Linked DNA regions of Homo sapiens: region 2 is linked to region 1. A link is a contact called in ENCODE Hi-C or POLR2A ChIA-PET data. All regions are on one chromosome and are shown on one strand. The core of a region is the stretch at or near the end of the contact, and the rest is flanking DNA. Distances in the headings are between cores, read along the strand shown.

Region 1 (6,920 bases), core at 209-2,708:
AGTGGGGTGGCTCCCCATGGCTTCTCCCGGGGCTGGCACTGAAGCTGGAGCACAGGATGTGCTGACGGGGGTCCAGAGGCAGAGTCCTTAACTTACTCAGCTTAAGCGTGGCATGAGTCCCAACTGGGAGGGGCCCTGGCAGCATGAAACCCCCACCCCCACTCTCTGCGACGGCCCAGATGGAGGGCAGGAGGAACAGCGGTTCAGCCCTGGCTGGGGCTGCAGGGGCTGGGGTGTGTTACTCACTGGCACGATGGAGAACTGCATGAAGAGGCAGGTAAGTTCTGTGGCGGCCAGCACGTAGGTAAGCAAGATGACCGAGGACCGGCCTAGAGCGCTCATCCTGCCGGGGGACCGGCCCTGGTCCCTGGGAGCCCGAGCTCCCTGCATCCTGGACAGGCGCAGCAGGGAGACCCAGGAGAGATCCAAGCAGGAGGCTGGCGGAGCAGGGGGCAAAAGTCCAGTTGATCCGGGCAGGGGTGCTGAGTCACTGGGTCCCAGGCAGCACCCGCCTGGCCTTGCCTGCAAGAGAGGACAGCACTGCAGGACCCCCTCCCCAGTGGAGCTCTCCTGCTACCTGGACCTTAGAGGACACATCAGGGGGTCCCCCTCCTCCACTTTTGACAGCTCTGGTCTCCAGGCACACAGCCTCCCGGGGAGGGGAGACAGGGACAAGCTGCTCCCCCCGACCCCTGCAGGTGGGCCAGGCTCAGTGCCTGGTTGCCTGACACAGGAATGTGCCATGCCCCACTTTTAGAGGGAGGCAGAGGCTCGGAGTGGTGGCTGAGTCCACCTCAAATCATCAGCGCCTTCTGTGGCCAGAGGGCTGATGTGGGTCCCTGTGCCTGGAGGCCCTCCGTAGGCCCACAGTGGCCCTGTCCCCAACACAGTGCAGCTCTCAGGGAAGGTCTACCTTCCCCTGTGGCCAGCAGCCAGAGCTCCAAGGGGCTTCTGGAATGGTCTTGCGTAGGGGAGACATAGCTCAGCCTTCCAGGCTCCCCAGTAGCTCTGCCTTACCTCCCACAGCGGAGTGCTGTCTGTCCCCACCCTTCCCCGCCCGGCCTCCAACTGGTGGGAACTGGATTTTGCGGCTGCAGAGGACTTCCCCAAATTTTGCCACATTAACAGCTGACTGCACATCTGAGCCCCGAGGTACCGAACCCAGGCTGGTGGGGTAGGGCGGGGAGACCCCTGAGGGTCCGGGAGCTGCGCCTGGCGCCCTCCCCCATCCCGGGATGCAGGGAGGCTGGGGGGAGCAGGGCAGCCGCAGCAGGCACGTCAGGGGCACCTCATTGGGCAGAGGTGCGACGCTGCGCCGGAGTTCGGGGTTCGGGGCTCAGAGGCCGCCCTCTCCGGAGTGTGCTCGAGTACCTGCCTTTGCAGGGGCGGGCTTGGGCACGGGTGCCGGTGGGGTGAGCGCTCCAGGGTGACCTAGACACCGGTCCTTCCGGGATGAGCCCCGGCCCCGCCCTTTCGGGAGATGACTTGCAACAGGGACCGCCCCTCTGGGTCTGAGTTCCAGCCCTCGCGCTTTGCAATCGCCAGTTCCGGGAGCGCCCGTGCCACGGTTTCTGCGCTCTCACTGGCCGAGCCCGCCCCTCCCCTCGAAGGACCCGCCCCTGCCCCGCCCACCAGCGGGCTCGCCCCGTGCCCGGCTTCGCCCGCCCCAGCCCCCTCCAGCTTGAATCCTGCCCGGTGCCCGGGCTGCTGGAGGTGGACACTCTGACCCTCAGGCAGCACCGGTGTCCACTTTGGGCCTGAGGAGGGGCAGTGTGGGCAGGGGATGGGACCGGGAGGTGGAGGGAAGGAGAGAATGGAGGGGAGGCAGGGGCGGGGAGAGAAAAGCGGAGGAATGGTGGTGAGGGGTTAGGGGAAGAAGTCAGGGGAGGTTGTAGAGGGTGTGGTGTAGCCTGGCCCTGCCAAAGGTCTGCACAGAGCCCCAGAAGAGTGACCAGGAGACAGCTCTGGGCCCCTCCTCACTTCCCTCCCCAGACCCGGAGGCTGCTAGGAGCAGTTGAGAGCCCACTTTTCCCCATTTCACCCTGCCTGCCACTTCCCCACCCTTGCAGGGGCCACCAGAGATGCCAGCACACAGGTAAACAAGCCTCATGCCGCCCTCCGCAGCAGGAGCCGCTGGAGCACACACACCCCACGCTGCGCACACTTGGCCCAAGCCCTGCCCTTGGCCTGGGCACCATTCTCCGTGCCCCTGACTGTCACTAAGTAGGGAGATGCTCATTCAGGACTCCTGCCCCACCTCCTCCCCAGGCAAGGGCTGGGCACAGGCTCAAATGTCAAAACCAGTGTCCCCCTGCCATGTGTCAATCATCGCTCCACAGAGCAGAAAACTGCAGGGGTGAGACAGGGTGGGACGGACATCGCAGAGGCGAGCGAGAGCCGGCCAAAGTCCTGGTGGGCAGGGGGGCCAGAGCCAGGTGGCCCAAGGCCGGCTGGCTAAGCCATTCCAAGTCACCGTGGGAGTGGTTCAGCAGCTACCCTTCGTTCAGCAGCTCAGATATGTTGGGCATCAGAAAACAATACCCCAAAATGAAGGCCTCAGAAGCAGCTTCGGAAGAAAAAGTGTTTCTCTGACCTTCTCTTGCTCTCCTGTCTCTCAGTGCCATTTTCCCCGAAGCTGGCCTTAGAAACTGGAATCCATTTTCCCCAGGGCAGGTCATAGAAATCAGAACCCCGCCTTTCCACACAGCCAGACATCAAACCTAAAAATATTGCTCTAACTTTCCCTCCACCTTTGTGTTTAGAAGCTGGCCATAAATTATCTGACCTCTCTTGTTTGACTGTAGGGCATAAGACCCCATTCCAGGAGGGTCCTGCTCCATGCCCAGAAGGAAGGAATGCTGCTCAGAAAGTTCAAGAAATCTAGACCAACAGCCCTCGCTGCGCTTCCCCTTGCGGTCCAGGAGCATTAGTGCAGGTCCCTTGGTTCATCTGTGTTCCCGCATGGATGTCCATACTTTGTTGAGCCTAAGCATCAGAAATGGCAATTTCCCCCATATCTTTTTTTTTTTTTTTTTTTTTTTTTGAGACGGAGTCTTGCTCTGTCACCCAGGCTGAAGTGCAGTGGCGCGATCTCGGCTCGCTGCAAGCTCCGCCTCCCGGGTTCACGCCATTCTCCTGCCTCAGCCTCCCGAGTAGCTGGGACTACAGGCGCCCGCCACAGCCCCCGCTAATTTTTTTGTATTTTTAGTAGAGACGGAGTTTCACCGTGTTAGCCAGGATGGTCTCGATCTCCTGACCTCGTGATCCGCCCCCCCTCGGCCTCCCAAAGTGCTGGGATTACAGGCGTGAGCCACCGCGCCCAGCCTGTTTCCCCCATATCTTTGGGTCTTTGTTCTGAAAACTCCCATTCACACACGTCAATCAATTTGGGGACCAAATGCCTTTTGTCCAATCAATCTGCCCTCTGTGAGGTGGTTTCTTAGCAAGCCCACGGGTGCAGTGTACCGCTCGAGGGGATTCCAGCCCAAAGAGTGCAAACGTGTTTGCATCTGGAGTGCGTGTCCCCAGATCCTCTGCCAAGCTCGTTTTCAAGAATAGTCACCACTGGCCGCCCTGGGGACTTGGGGAGAGTGCAGTCAAGCCGAGAGCCCAGGTCCAGCCAGAGTTTCCTGGAAGGACTGCACAGAAAGGCCGGCTGTGTAAGGTGGGGGTGGGTGACAGGAGTCTCAGAGTGTCTTAGATTTGGGACTCCTGGGGGAGGATGGGCATCCACATGAACCCTTACTCAATGGGGCAGGTGTGAGGGACTGTCCCCAACAGGTTCCAGACGCCTCCTGGGTTCCCTGGGGAGGGCTTAGAGGATGAAGCGGCAGGAGGAGATGGGATGAGTTACCAAACTGCCCAGAGGTGTGCGAGGGAGGCTGAGGGTCCTCTGGCGCTGAGGTGTGGTGGAGATGCTGGAAACTTACCACTGTCTTCCTCCAGGTGAAGCAGGGCCTCAGGTAGCCAGGGAACTGGTTGAGCAGAGGAAATCGGAGAGACCTTTTTTTTTGTCATGAACAGGCTCAGTGTGAATGGGGGAACTTCCTGGTTCTGAGGGAATGTGGGAAAATTGCCCTTTAGGCTGGGTGAAGAAGAAAGCAAGTGGAACCCTGGCACCCCTGGACTTCCTCCTCCAGAGGAAGCGGCTTTGGTTGTGGGCCAGCGAGCCTGTGCGTCCCCAGCCCCAGGGCATTCACCGCTTCAGAGAAGCAAGGCGACAGTTCTGCCGGATGAGAGGATCCAGGCTGACTGGAGGAAGGAAGGGCTTTGGCTCATCTGGGCTCAGGTTTGGGAGAGGTGGCTTCTCAGAGGAGGTGATGCCTCAGCCAGTCTTAAAGGTGAGCACGGATTGTTTGGGTATGGGAAGGGCATCCTGGCTGAGAGAATAGCATAGATAACGGCTTAGAGGTGAGCCCAGGCTTGGAGTGTTCAGGAAGCTGAGCCACTGGAAGGGGCTGGGACCAAGGGTGTACAGTGGGGTGACGGGGCAGAAAGTGAGTCTAGAGAGAGGGGTGACCCTGGGAGCGCTGGGCAGGGACACAGCCAGACGTGCACTGAGAAGTATTGCTCTGAACACTGCATCCTGGAGGCTGGGACCTCTGAGGGGTCTCCCGAATGAGAGGAGGCCAGCTTCAGAGCTGACCCCTGCCTACACCACTGCCTGGACATTTGAAATGGCTTTGGGCCTATCTTAACCCGACACACATTTATTAAGCACCTACTGTGTGCATGCCCCATGCCAGCTGTTTGGGACGTCAGCTGGCAAAGCTGACCGCCTGGTGGTAGCTTGCATCATTAGAGTGCATGTGCAGGCTTCGGGGAGGCACATGATCCCGGGTCACCACAATGCCTAAGGAAATGACTCACTGCCTATGAGCACTTGAGTTCTTCCTGTGTGTGCAGTGGACGCCGCTGCAGGGTTCTGAGCCCCTTCTGTTCTCCAAGGAGCCTCTGGCTGATGTGCTGATGAGGGGTTGAGGGGAGGGGCAGTGCAGGAGGTCTCTGCTGTGGTCCAGATGAGAGGTGGTGTGGACTTGGATGGGGCATGGGGGGATTTGAGGGGCAGGTTTGGAACCTCCCTGGAAGGAGGCCTGACAGGCTTCCTGCTGGTTGGGGCCTGGGCTGAGAGGGCCAACTGAGGGGGCCTTCAGGTGCGGCTGGGGGCGACATGAGGGGAGGCAACCCTGCAGGTCCATCCACGGGAGGGGCCTGTGGGCCAGCAGAGAGGGCAGAGTGTGCAGTGTGCAGTTTGCGGCATGTGGTCTGAGCTGGACGTGAGGGTGTCATTGACACTCATGTCCTGTTTAGAGCTCCCACCCTGGATGAGATGACCAGGAGTGGATGGGGCTAGAGAGGAGAGGGGCCAAGGGCCAAGGCTGGACCCCAGCATGAGGAGGAGGTGCCCAGGGTTCTGACCAGGGAAAGGGAGGGAAAAATAAAGGAGCTGGGTCTGGAGAGAGAGGCAGGTAAGCGAGTGAAGGCCTGGGAGCTTCCCTGGGGCCGAGAGCTGGAGTCACTGGTGGCTTTGGCAAGAGCGTCATGAGCATGGGGGCTGACCCTCGGGATTCAAGCAGGAGGAATGGGCTGGACACCCTTCTGAAGGGTTTTGCACCAAAAGGGGGCTGAGAAATGGGACTGTGGCTGGAGGGGAAGTGGGATGAAGAGAGAGAACCTTTGTTTACAATTTTAAGATTTAAAAGAGTGATGCTGCAGAGAACGGAAGGGTGATGTGGAGGGAGCGGGGAGGGTCTGGCCTTCACCATCCCTCCATGATTCTGCAGAGGACTGAAGGGTGACCTGGAAGGAGCGGGGAGGGCTCTGGCCTTCACCATTACTCCATGATGCTGCAGAGGACAGAAGGGTGATCTGGAAGGAGCGGGGAGGGCTCTGGCCTTCGCCATTACTCCATGGGTGAAGTGAACGTGTTCTCCTTGAGGCTTTGTACTCTTACTCCTATGATTCTCCAAGGACCTGTCTCAATAAAGCCAACAAGGTTTTGCCTGGGGCGGGACTAGAGCGGAGGCAGGGTTGGATGTGACTCCTGCCCGCCCGAACCTCGGTTCCCGCCCACCTTACACCTTCTCAGCCAGGTGAGGTGCGGTTGCAGACCTTGGTCAATGGGGGCTGCCTGGATCCCACAGTGGGATCTGTGTCTGACACCCTGCTGGGGCTCTGTCCCAGCACCCCAGGCTTTGTATGTGTTGTCTTGGGAATCACAGCCTTATGAGGGGCCTTCAGCCTGCTGTGGGCACTGGGTGCCTGGCCTCGGCTTCATCTGGGAGGTGTCAGGTTAAGAGTCTGGGAGGCTGGGTTCAAAGGTCCTTCACCCCCTGACCTGGTATCCTTGGGACCCAGGGGTCAGCCTTCAGCCCAAAGGGGCTAGGCTTGCCAGGTAGCCCTGCGGGGGGCCTGGTGGTGCCCATGCTGTCTCTCATCTGCTAGGCCCCGGCTGTGCAGGTGCACGTGAGGAAGTGGGCTGTCAGGTGCTGAGGAACCTTCTAGAACTGGACTCTGAATGCGCTTCTGGGATTGGAGGTTGGGCAGAGACTTCTAGGAGGAGGGGCAGGGGCTGGACCTCATCCAGGGCTGGTTCTTGCCGGGCTGGGCATTGGGCTCAGACACATCCCATGAGAGGTGTGTGGAATTGTGGCCTTTAGGGCCAGGGCCCCGGAGGAGGCTCTGCCAACAGGGGCTTCTCCACTGGCCTCTAGTGAACCAGGGAACCCAGACGGGCTTAGGGCCAAGGGCCCAGTCCCTGACACCAGTGTCCAAATGGAGGGAGGGCAGCAACGTGCTATGGGCTTTGGGGAGAGTCCTGTGGTCCTGGATGGGTGAGCACTCTCCCCTCACTGGGCTCCACTGTGGGCCTGGACCTGGGGCTCCAACATGGTGGGCTGTGGTTCACGTATTTGTGTTCA
Region 2 (6,920 bases), core at 1,125-3,624, 160 kb before region 1:
CTCAAAAAATTTTTTTAAATTAATTTATATATGTGTATTTATTTATTCATTTATTTATTTTAGAGACAGGGTCTCACTCTGCACCCAGGCTGGCATGCAGTGGCACAATCATAGCTCACTGCAACCTGAAACTCTGGGGCTCAAGCCATCCTCCCTCTTCAGCCTCCCAGAGAGCTGGGATTACAGGTGTGAGCCACCATGCCCAGCTGAAATTTTCCCTTTTTACAAGGATATCAGTTATACTGGATTAACGTCCCCCCTAATGACCTCATCTTATGACTTTATCATCTGCAAAGACCCTATTTCCAAATAAGGTCACATTCACAGGTCCTGGTGGTTATAGGATTTCCACATCTTTTGGGAGAGACACAATGCAACCCATAACAACCTGTAACCCAATGTGCTGTCCCAAAGAACTACAACACCAGGGGGATGCTGAGGTTCAGAGAGTGTCCTTGCCCTGGTGGTAGGGCTGGGACGCAGCAGGACTGGGGAGGCGGGACCCACTGCTGCTAGACACTGCAGCACTCTTAGACACAGCTCGGCCACCTGAGCAGGTGATCATTTCCCAGTTCCGCTCTGCAGACCCTTTTTTTTTTTCCCAGTAGAGATGAAGTTTCACTATGTTGGCCAGGCTGGTTTTGCACTCCTGACCTCAAATGACCTGGCCGCCTTGGTCTCCCAAAGTGCTGGGATTACAGGCGTGAGCCACAGTGCCCGGCCCCACTTTGCAGATTTAAAAACAAGACATCTGGAAGCTCAGAGAAGTTAAACTCACCCCAGGTCTTACAGCCAAACTCTGGCTTGCCTGACCTGATGTCAGGAGGCTTTCTTAGTGCAAGAAAGGAAGGGCAGGGCAAGCCTTAGCCGAATGTTTATCTCTAAGAGGCTTCTGACTCTCCTGGGCGCCTCCGGTTCCTTCTCCCAGGAAGGCATGTGGCCGAGCTGGGCTTGGGTGACTCATGGTCCTAGAGTGATGAGTGAGAAACAGGCACTGTGAGAGTCATGGTAGGACCTGGCCAGAACTTCGTCCCCTAAGTCCTGGACTTGGTCCCTCCTTTGGGATTAGTTGGGGTCTCACAGAGCCTCCCACATCCTGGGCAAGTTACAGCACATGCTACAGGATCTTTGCAGAAATGTAAACAAACTCTTTCTTCTTTTTTTTTTCCAGCCACCAGTAGAATTTAGAATTTATTTATTTATTATTTTATTTATTTATTTATTTATTTATTTATTTGAGACGGAGTCTCACTCTGTTGCCAGGCTGGAGTGCAATGGCGCAATCTCGGCTCATTGCAACCTCCACCTCCCTGGTTCAAGCGATTCTCCTGCCTCAGCCTCCTGAGTAGCTGGGACTACAGGCAAGCGCCACCATGTCCAGCTAATTTTTGCATTTTTAGCAGAGACAGGGTTTCACCATGTTGGCCAGGATGGTCTCGATCTCTTGCCCTCATAATCCGCCCACCTCGGCCTCCCAAAGTGCTGGGATTACAGGTGTGAGCCACCGTGCCCGGCCTTAGAATTTATTATGAAATTAGACATGAGGTTCCAAAAAGTAACTAGAAGATTTTTTACTTTTTATTTTTTGAGAAAGGGTCTCACTCTGTCGCCTAGGCTGGAATGCAGTGGCACAGTCGTAGCTCACTGCAGCTTCAAACTCCTGGACTCAAATGATCCTCCTGCCTTGTCCTTTCAAGGTGCTGGGATTACAGGCATGAGCCACTAATCCTGGCTAATAATTTTTCTTGACATATTAAAATTCTGTTTCTTAAATAGCATTTCCTCTCATTTTGGATGGGTGCACGAACCTTGGGTGGGATATCCTTGGGAGGTGACATCATGCACACAGAAGGCAGGAGCCCTAAGGGGGTTGGGGATGGCTCCAGAATGGGGTCTGAGAAGGAGATGGAGAAGCCTGTTCACGCAACACTTCATAGTGGCTTGCTTTCCGCAGGGTCATTGGCAGGGCGGTCCCTAGGCCTGGAGCGCTCTTCCCGCCCATCCCCAGGCCCTGCTCCAGGTCGGCCTCCTGGGAACCATCCCGTCTCGCCAGCACACCCTGTCCCGAGGCCGCCTCTGACCTCCAGGCTGGGCCTGGTCCCCACGGCGCTTAGCGCAATCATGACTTAAACACCTATTACAGGACGCTCAGTCTTTAGTGCTTGTCTCCCCGCGGCTGGGCTGACTACTCCCAGCACGGCCACTGAACGCTTGGCCGCGCGATGCTCCGGAGCGCGGGTCGCCATTGGGTTGAACTACAGCTCCCAGCATGCTCCGGGCCGGCGACATCCGGAGCCCCTGGTAGTTGCCTAGCGACCGGGCGTGTCCCGGAAGACGGGCCCGGCGTGGGGCGCGACTTCCGGGGCGGCGGTTGCATCAGATTCTAGGAAGTGTCTGTAGCCGCAGCTGCGGGTCCGGGATTCCCAGCCATGGCAGATTCCTCCGGGCAGCAGGGTGAGCGGCGCGGCCGGGCCAGGCTGAGGGCGGCTGGGGGCCTGACTGGGCGCTGGGTGCTCGGCTCGAAGGGCAGCGAGTCCTTATGTCTGAGGGGCCCGGGTGCATGGGTTCTGAGGGGCAGCTGTGTCCGTGGTCTGAGGGGCGGCAGTGCCCGAGGTCTGAGGGGTGTCAGTGCGCGGGGTCTGAGGGACGGCACGTCCTTGGGTCCGAGGGGCGGGGGTGCTCGGGGTCTGAGGGGTGTCAGTGCCCGGGGTCTGAGGGACGGCGGGTCCTGAGGTTCGAGGGGTGGCACGTCCTAGGATCCGAAGGACAACGGGTGCCCGGCTCCGAGGGACGGCCACTGGGACCCCTGGGACTCCTGCGTGAGGGTCTGCCAGACCCGTGGCTGGAGCACAGACCCCGCGGGGACCCGAGCCCGAGCGGGGCGCTGCCCAGACCACCCAGCCTCAGTTTCCTCACTTGGTTCCTGCCGAGGTCCCCTTGCATCCTCACCCCGGGAGGTGGCCCTACATCAAACAGCCTTTCCCCAGCCGGTGCCTGGGCGGGCCCTCGCTCCCTCTTGCCCCAGCTGGCCTTTAGGGGGGAGACAAAGGCCCAAGGGTTGTTTTGGTTTTCTGCCCAGACCTGGCAGCTTCCGGGAGGTGGGCGGAGGGCACCTGAGGTTGGTATTTAGGGAAATGGGGCAGAGGACGCCAGGGGTACGCGTACACACAGTAAAAGGGCTTGGGGCTTTACGAAGGCTTTCATCTCCAGTTCCGCAGGCAGTCCACTGCAAGCTGATTGTCAGAGCATTACTGCCCCATTTTATTGCCAACCCGGGAGGTTCCCCAGGGACACAGCTGTGTCAGCTCCCCCAGTCACTCATGTCACCAGCGGGTAGACCTTGAGAGACCAGTGGGTTCTTCTCTCACTGTCCCTCCAGCAAGATTTTAGGTGCTGGAAAGGCAAGAGACTGAATCAGAAAGCCCAGATTCCTAACAGTCTGGAGCAGCCTTTCCAAAGGAAACATTCTCAGTATCTAGTTTTTAATTCTTTTGGCTGGCAAAAATTAGATGCAAGTTCTTGTAAGACACCTCCAGCCCCCACCCTCAGTTTAGATCGTACCAAGATTTCCTTAGCATCTGGTGGTGCCCTTTGCCCCTGAGGGTTTATTGGGTTATAGATAGGTAGTTATGACAACCCGAGTAATCTGGCGGCATGGGGACACCCAGATGACAGGGCTACACTCTTGTGCCAAGTGGCAGGAGGTGGTCACCTTCCAGGCACGCCGCCTACCACCCTACCTGTGTGCCTGGATTCCAGCACCATCTCCACCCGTCCCAGAGCCAAGCGGCCCTCAGAAGTCACCCAGATTCCTGTAAAACAGCATCATAGTTAACAGCCCCAACTCTGGAACCACCCTGGAAGGGCCAGGGTTCCAACTCTGCCTCCCGCCCCACAGCAAACCATGCGTAATGGCTCCTACCTTGGAGCATGGAGTGTAAATGAATTAATAGATGGGAAGGACGTAGAACAGTGCCTGGCACTCAATTAAGTGCTGTGTCTGTGCTGAAAGTTAGGGCCTGTTTGTTTTCAAACTAAAAATGTGTTTTTGTTCATTTGTGAACGTAAATGACGTATTAGTAGTGTTTTGTATCTTGTTTTTAAAAATAGCTTTAGAATTTTAGGTTTTCAGAGCCTTGTAAGAATTGCCTTCTTTTTGGAGCTTGCCATATAGGTTGGGATTGCCCTCTCCGGGCTGTCAGGGCAGCAGGCAGATTGCCCAGTCCTCAGCCTGCGCACAGCATCTCCAGCCAGTGTTCTTCTGCCCCAGGGCATGGCCCACCTGCCTTTACTATCGCCTCCTCCCATCACACACACACTCTCAAAGATGAGAACAGGAAATAAAATCCAATCGTAGGCCAGGCGCAGTGGCTCACACCTGTAATCCCAGCACTTTGGGAGGCCGAGGCAGGCAGATCACGAGGTCAGGAGATCGAGACCATGGTGAAACCCTGTCTCTACTAAAAATAAAAAAAAAATTAGCCGGGCGCGGTGGCGGGCGCCTGACTACTCGGAGGCTGAGGCCGGAGAATGATGTGAACCCAGGAGGCGGAGCTTGCAGTGAGTCGAGATTGCGCCACTGCACTCCAGCCTGGGCGACAGAGCGAGACTCCGTCTCAAAAAAAAAAAAATCCAATCGTAAATGCTTTCAGTGACCATCTTCCCAGATTTTTCAAGGAGGCCATCATTTTTGTACCATCTTCCCTAAGTTGACTCAGAAGGTCTATTTCTCTTTCCTGATCTCACTGGGTGTACAGCTTTTCCTTTGCGGTCTTGAAGGTGCATAGGCTTGGTGCCTGTCCAAGAGCCTGATTATTTCAGAAGGATGAGTTTCATTTCTGAGGTTTCTGGGGTAGATGGAGCCTACCTCAGGGCCTTTCCGCACAGACTTGGGATACCACTTGGTCGGCTGCTCATCAGGTCAGACTTATAGTTTAATTTTTATACAGTTTAATTCAAGGGTCTTCATAATAACACAGCCAGCATTTTTTCAGCATGAGTCTGTGCCAGGCACTGCTCTAAATGCTTTGCATCTGTTATCTCCTGCCACCCTTGGGGGAACCCCTTTGAGGAAGATCCTGCCGGCATCTTGTACAGATGAGAATCCTGAGGTTCAGAGAAGTCAAGCAATCTGTCCACCATCACGACTAGCCAGAGGCACAGCCAGGCTCCCAACCTGGGCAGCCTGACTCAATAGGGACCTTAACTGCTGTGCTGTGCTGCCTTTGATGATTCTCTTCAGACTCACAATAGCTCAACCCAGTGAGTTAAGGCAGACGAGAATAAAGCTGATGCCCTTCGATGTTTTCCCCAGAGCCACATGAAATGTTTGCTCCTCTATGAACTCAGGTACCATGTTTCCGGGTATTTGAAGAGCCTTAGGCAGTACCCTTGGGGTGGAGATTAAGCCATTTCCAGTGTGGGTGCTCTGGGTGGCAATATTGCTGTCTGATCACCCCACAGGCTCATTGTGAGGGATGTTGGATGCCCCTAATAATGAATAACCTCCCTCCCAGTAAGGAGGAAGATGGAGATGCTGTTCTTGGGGGTGAGAGAGGATGCCTGGGGGCCACCTTTGTGAACGAGTTGCAGCTGGACCTCCGGGGCTGGTGATCAGGACGGGGAGTGGGAGGGGAAGCCCTCACCTGTGGGAGGAGGCGCTGGTCTCTGGGAGTGGGCAGTGTTGGCTCCTAGTTGGTGAGAGCAGGGGTGCATGCCCCTCTCTCCTCCCCACGATTCATGTCTGGGGGCTTTTTCCGGTCCCCTTTCTGAACACTTCTTGGGCAGGGAGTGGATCACTGGGAAGGACCCAAGAGGAGCAGCTGTAGAGGGTGGGACCAGGGGAACATTTGCAGAAAGGGAGTAACCTGCAGGGTGAGATGTTGCCTGGACACCCACAAGATGAGGACCCTGGTGGGACCTTTGAAGTAGCAGGGTCAGAGGGCAAAGGGTCAGGGTGAGTGAGGGGTGCAGACCCCCACCAAACCGGGGCACTTATTAGGAGCTCAGACCTGCTGTAAAGGGGTCTGCATTTTAGCAAGCTTTCCACCCATGGGGAAGCTGGTTTAAACCTCACTTGCTGGGCCCACCCCAGAGATTCTGATTTGGCAGGTCTCTGGTGAGCCCAAGAATGTGACTTCTCTGGATCCCCCAGGTTCTGCTGCTGAAGGCACACCAGGGCCATGCCTGGAGTGGACCTGGGAGAGCCTCAAGGGAACGCAGGAAGAGAAACAGGGCAGCCGGGAGAGGTTTAAATGCTTACAGGAGGCCAGGCATGGTGGCTCACGTCTGTAATCCCAGCACTTTGGGAGGCCGAGGTGGGTGGATCACCTGAGGTCAGGAGTTCTAGACCAGCCTGGCCAATATGTAGAAACCCCGTCTCTACTAAAAATACAAAAATTAGCTGGGCATGGTGGCGGGCACCTGTAATCCCAGCTACTCGGGAGGCTGAGGCAGGAGAATCGCTTGAACCCGGGAGGCAGAGTTTGCAGTGAGCCGAGATCATGCCACTGCACTCCAGCCTGGGTGACGAGCGAGACTCCGTCTCAAAAAATAAAATAAAATAAAATAAAATAAAAATAAATAAAAAATAAATGCTGATAGGAAAGAGCCAGAGAGAGGGAGAGGTCGCACTGCCACAGTTGTTTGACGTGTCAGGGTTGTTGTTCATTTGGTGTGGCTTTGTTTTGGTATCTGTGCTGAGCAATTGCTTGGTACTTGCATGTGATTTCAATAAATGTTCTGTAGAGACTCCACCTTTGTAGCCGGTGACAACCACCATCCACCTTTGGGACATTCCCATGTCCCTCAATGTGTTGATGAACTGAACTGCAAGGTCATCCGGTGGTGGACATTCCTTCTCATGGGGGCAGAGCAGGAGTTTCGGCACGGAGCGTGCAGGCTCTACGATGAGGGCCAGT

Evidence for each region. Hi-C counts contacts between places; a loop is a spot of excess contacts on that map. ChIA-PET counts read pairs that join two places held with the same protein, here RNA polymerase II (POLR2A). Pooled maps may share reads with other maps.
Region 2: a map of CD4-positive, alpha-beta T cell shows a loop between it and region 1 (5-fold over the local background). The contact joins the promoter of CARS1 here to the promoter of SLC67A1 in region 1. A Hi-C loop is called at or near these places in 3 of 168 maps with a recorded cell type or tissue (B cell, CD4-positive, alpha-beta T cell and naive thymus-derived CD4-positive, alpha-beta T cell), 7 of 37 single-sample maps with no recorded cell type and 12 of 50 pooled maps. POLR2A ChIA-PET finds 5 or more read pairs at or near these places in 2 of 52 experiments (activated B cell and activated CD4-positive, alpha-beta memory T cell).

What each region holds. Positions count from the first base shown.
Region 1 is chr11:2,896,816-2,903,735 of GRCh38, reverse strand. SLC67A1 (solute carrier family 67 member 1) reads right to left here and starts at 1,458. Exons shown (of 11, transcript NM_002555.6): 1 at 1,372-1,458; 2 at 247-522. The coding sequence starts at 390. SLC67A1-AS (SLC67A1 antisense RNA) reads left to right here and starts at 161. Exons shown (of 3, transcript NR_169305.1): 1 at 161-277; 2 at 1,027-1,152. RefSeq lists an enhancer at 1-271 and a silencer at 1,197-1,326.
Region 2 is chr11:3,052,877-3,059,796 of GRCh38, reverse strand. CARS1 (cysteinyl-tRNA synthetase 1) reads left to right here and starts at 2,374. Exons shown (of 23, transcript NM_001014437.3): 1 at 2,374-2,454. The coding sequence starts at 2,430. LOC124902615 (a long non-coding RNA gene) reads right to left here and starts at 1,173. Exons shown (of 2, transcript XR_007062555.1): 1 at 779-1,173. RefSeq lists an enhancer at 2,188-2,720.